2 separate regions of the Mus musculus genome follow, and region 1 is linked to region 2. Evidence: chromatin loops called from intact Hi-C (ENCODE). Cell type or tissue: left cerebral cortex. All regions are shown on one strand. Region 1 overlaps Dock10 (dedicator of cytokinesis 10). Region 2 overlaps Dock10 (dedicator of cytokinesis 10).

Region 1 (2,500 bases), 140 kb before region 2:
TCTCTTGCTCTGTGTGATCCAGCATGTCCTTACTTTCAGACCTATGGCTTCTCTCTAAATACCTGTGTTTTTGAAAACAGGACCCATTCTGTGTTCTAGAGATTTGAAGGTGGCATGTCTTGAGGGATAGGGTACCATTCAGCCTACTATAGTAATAACAATGTATTTGTGTTGCAGATTAAATAAGGGAGTGGGAGGATATTGGGAGCTTGAGAACTGCTAGTCATCATTTCATGATTATTAAGTATCTCTTAATATTGCCATTATGACACGTACTTTTGAGAGAACAGGCTGCATTCAACAGGAAGCTCTACTGTGACTCACAGAGAAGCATCTCTGAGACTCCGTTTGGAATGTTTGAAACAAAAGAAAGATGATGCTCTTTCCCCCATAGTTTATAAATCCTTGATCTGACTTTGACAGGGATTTTGGCTATGATGTAATCATCATGGTCATGTGGTCCTCACCATTGTGTCATCGTCTTTGCCATTGTCGTTGTTGTCAGTTGTTATCTGTCCACTTGGTGCAGACCACACGGATCTGGTCATTCCAATTCTTCAGTGAGTACTGAGAATCTAGGACAATCTTAACTCCTCCAGTCCAGGAAGCTGTGAGAAGCAGGGTCTGTCACTCCTCTCCATCTGTGGATATAAATGACTGACTGGCTGAGTGTCTGAACATCCTCCTGAGATATCGTGTAGCCATTTTCAGTGTAACCAGTAGCCTCTGAAACAATGTGTTTCAATATTCTCATTTGTTCAGGAGAACTGAAAAATTAATGAAATCCCTGCCAGGAAAATATTAATGATATGTCTGTCAATAATGGACACTCAGAAGTAGGAGAAGCTTTTTGTCTTAAACTCAGTATGATGCTTGATGCTGCATGCTGTAGCTGCCTTTATCAGCAGTGCAGTTAGGGACTAAGACCTGGATAAATGAGAACATGGGTAAATGGTGTTAGGGATAGCATTACTTCCTTCTTACAAGACAGCTCTTGAAGCGTCCTCTCTGCGTGGACACCAGGGGGCGATGCTTATGTGGAAAATGCCAGCAGAGTTACCTTCTAAGGCTGTTTGCTTCTGAAGCTTGAGCCTCTCGTCTTTAAAGAACTTATTATCTTCATTTTTCTACCCCATAACAGTTATCCAACACACATGGCCAACAGCAGATAGCTTCTTAGACACCACATCTAAACCTCTTGACTGAACTGACTGGCCCTCTATAGCCATGGTGGTCCAAAAGTTCTCTATCCTTCTTAGAATTCAAATGTTGCAATCTTAACACCAAAGCAGTGAAACCAGAAAGATCGAGGGAATGAGAGTCCAGTTGTTAGAGGGCAGCATAGTCCTTATCAATGGACTCAAGCCTGAGGCAGCTGTTTCCAGCAAATGAGAACTTGGATGTTAACATGTGTAACCTAGAAGGCAGATCCCTCTTCTGACTCTAAATCTACCAGTGACTTGGTCCAGGACTTCTCTATCCATTCAAAATATAAACAATCAGTTTATATTGAGTATGACACCCTGTTTGTGGTAGCTATGACAATTGGAATAGAATGAAATATTATCTCTCCACAGTTCAGTGATTAAAACTCTGAAGATAACTCCAGTGCCCATAAAAGTCCTCATCTGCCTGTTGTTTACATGAGATAGCATTAAACCATTTTCAGTAGGCGAGCTCTCCAATTAGCACATTTTGAAGCAAATGAACACAGCTGCTAGTGGTTGGCTTTTCTCCTTAGTAATAGCTTGAATTATCTATGCCTTTCTCAGAGAGGAAGGCATAGAGGCACTAGCTGGCACATCTCAGCCCCTTTATCCAGCCCTGATAATGACATGGACATCCTTGAGACACTGTGAACATGTTAAAAATTCTCTTGGCCTTCTGACAAGTGTGGCACGATAGCTGTCCGTGAATCAAGAACAGGAAATGCTCAGGATGATACCGTCACTTCTTCCAGTTTTGAAGTGTTCTCCTTGAAGTTTTTCATGAAGGACTTTGATAATAATTATGATTCTCCAAGGATTGTTCTGAACAAAGCATTTATTTCTAGATGCTAAGAGAACTTTAACATTCATGAATCTTCCTTTGAGTTTTTAAATGCCAGCAAGAGATGATTAGAAAATGCATCAATGAAACTGAAGTCAGTTTTCTATGATGTGCAAAACTTGTGGGGGGGGGGTGAGGGGGAGAGAGAGAGAGAGAGAGAGAGAGAGAGAGAGAGAGAAATGGATGATTTCAATGTTGTTTTACAGCTGAAAAGACATAGCTCTTGTGGCTTCAAAAGGCTCATCATAAGTCTTCCTTAGAGACACTGTGTTTTTGAACAAAAGGTGTATAAAATTGAAAGTCACATTCTTTTTGCCTTGACAATCCTCTTTGTTTCTATCTCAAGGTCACTTGTGAGTCTAACACTAATTGCTTTAGTGCCATGTGACATCAGACAGGATGCAGTCTGAAGGATGATCCAAGGGATGCTGTGATACTGCACACAATAATG
Region 2 (2,500 bases):
AACTTTGGATATCATTTTAACCCCAAAGGTTGAAGTATTTACAATAACAAAGTTAGGAGTCAGGATCAAGTGAAGGCAATTTGCTAAGATATCAGCAAGCTAACAATGGGCTCGATACCAAAGACAAATGATTATACACTAAATGTAATAATAGTGAAGTGCAGAAGCTAGATATGGAGATAGTGTGAATGGCCTCTGTAGTAAGACGAATGAAGGCTTTCTGTTTTCTTCATTCTATCACCTTGTTATTTCAAATAAGCAAATTATGGATAATCACTGCTTATTAAAAAATAAATAAAAGTATATATTTGCCATACAAAGGAAAGATATCAAGGAAATCAATTGAATTTGAGCATGTGCAACAACTTAGGCTGGAGTTTTACATATTTAATATCATAATGCATAATTATATATTACATATCTATGGTGTGTTACATTCAGCAAACTATCTCTTCAGACCACATCTAGCCTCTTGCCAGCTTTTGTAAATAAGATCTTATTGACAGTCAATGACACCTCATTTATTGCGTAGAATGTGTGAAACCCTGGATTTGCTCTAGCACTAGAAATGGAAGCCCTTCCTGTATCAATGGCTACCTCTTAGCTATAGCACTAGAGTTGAGAAATTGTGGCAGAGAATGCAGGATCCACACAGCCCTTCACAGAAAAAGTCTTCTGATGGGGAAAAGATATGATCTAGTACCAATTGTGAATATAAATTTGATAACTTTCCACTCAAGATTTTTACTTCTCTTAGCTAAACAGAAGGGAGGAAGAATCGCAGGAAGAAGAGAGGAGCGGGTAATAGTTGATATTTCAAAACTAGGGGATGGATGTTCTACATTTAGAATTTTCAAATGAGAAAAGACAGCCAAGAATTCTACAATAACTTGAACACAGAGGGTCTTGTGTATAATCTGTGAGCCAGTAGACAATAAAATGGAAAAAATAATCACTATTATTTCATATGTGTGGTTTGTAATTGGTTATCCCTAATAATATTTTATTTGCTTTTTTCCCTTCAGTTTGCACAAAAGATTCTAAAATCCAATAGGCAGTTCTGCAGCAAATTGGGGAAATATCGGATGCCGTTTGCTTGGGCAGTGAGGTAAGGTCCTACTTTTTGACTCTCAGAATAGAAATGTGCTTACAATCTGCATTAGAAGCTATGGCTTTGAATGCCTGTGGATCATCTGATGCTTTTTGATGAAGCCACACCTAGAGAAATAACACAGTATCATCTTCATAGACATCATCAACTCTGCAGAGACACACTTGACTCATTAGTTCAGGGAGACAGCATACACAAAGGCCCCTACTTCATATTCAATGTAGACACGGCCAGATGTACTGGGGAAACTTACTAGTACAAAATCAAAATCATAGATTTATAATATGTAACTGCTTTAGTGAACACAATCTTTTATCAGTCCAGAGAGCCTAATGGACATAAGATAAGGAGGGATATCGGATACCTTCCTGTGAACCTGCATGCTTTCATTTATGCATAGAGCTCTGCTCTGTATGGATGTCCAAATGAAGCCATCAAGCTGATCATGTAAGCTGTCTTTGCTTTGGATGTAGATTAGTACAGGCAGTTATGTCCCCAGCTGACTCTGATGGAGATGCTGAGTTCTGTATGCTCAAACAGAAGACCACCCTTCCCTAAGTGGGACCCCTGTGGAAAATAGGCTTTGCTTTCAGATCTCCTGACACGTCAACTCCTAGTGTCCTTCGCAGCCTCTTTGCATCTTTACCTAGTATAAGAATTCCTCAAAGGAGGGAAAACTTGGCATAGACTCATGACAAAAACAAAGATCAGCAATGAACAAGCTGATTTAAAAGGGCTTAATTACAGGCCTAGTAGAAAACTTAGCCCCACTTAGTGAATGTTAATAACATTATCCCAAAGGTAGTCACTTCGTTAAAAATTCAAAGCGCAGAAGGAGAGCTGACCTGTTGTGTATTCTTCTATTCACATGGCTTCCACTGGGAAACACATTCAGAGAAAACCCACCAGTGTGTGTCAGAATGTTGTGGTCATTATTTAACATTAAGGACTGAGATATAGCAGTGGTGTGGAGTCCAACACCAGTAATGCAAGAAAATTACTGAAGGCTGCAAGTACCAACTTGCATTCAGACAGTCTTGCAGCAAGGGTGGGTGAGCCAGGCTGCAGAGCCTGGTAACCCAGCCTACCTGTCAAGGTCAACTCTCTGTTTATTGTGTCATTGAACAAGGCTCCTCTTTGGGTCCTGAGTCTCATCCATAGGATGGAGCAGCCAATACTTGCTTCATGGGCAATATCTTCTACTAACTTCTGATGTACAAGGATTTGGTATAAAATATGTCATGGATATTATTTTATCTCTCCATCCCTATCTTTCCTTCCAGAGATAACTAATGGTAGACATGAAAAACATGTTACAGACATTGTCGTTATTACTATTATTGCTGGAGGTCACTTGTCAAGTTCATGTTCACGATCTGTAGCTCCCCA

The links. Hi-C counts contacts between places; a loop is a spot of excess contacts. Peaks named below come from ENCODE experiments on the same cell type or tissue, not always from the same donor. Only the 100,000 strongest peaks of a DNase experiment are listed, where the experiment ranks them.
Region 1: a loop joins it to region 2, with 2.1 times the contacts of the local background. A loop is called at or near these places in 7 of 42 quality-filtered maps.

The regions. Positions count from the first base shown.
Region 1 is chr1:80,721,373-80,723,872 of GRCm38, reverse strand. All of the region lies in intron 1 of Dock10 (dedicator of cytokinesis 10), which reads left to right. Among named protein-coding and RNA genes, the nearest start is that of Dock10, 36 kb to the left of the region's middle. In left cerebral cortex, a CTCF peak has its summit at 1,015 (motif pointing right); a DNase peak (open chromatin) is centred at 1,023.
Region 2 is chr1:80,583,604-80,586,103 of GRCm38, reverse strand. Dock10 (dedicator of cytokinesis 10) reads left to right here. Exons shown (of 56, transcript NM_175291.4): 14 at 1,026-1,108. Among named protein-coding and RNA genes, the nearest start is that of 1700016L21Rik, 140 kb to the right of the region's middle. In left cerebral cortex, no CTCF peak of the experiment used is centred here; no DNase peak of the experiment used is centred here.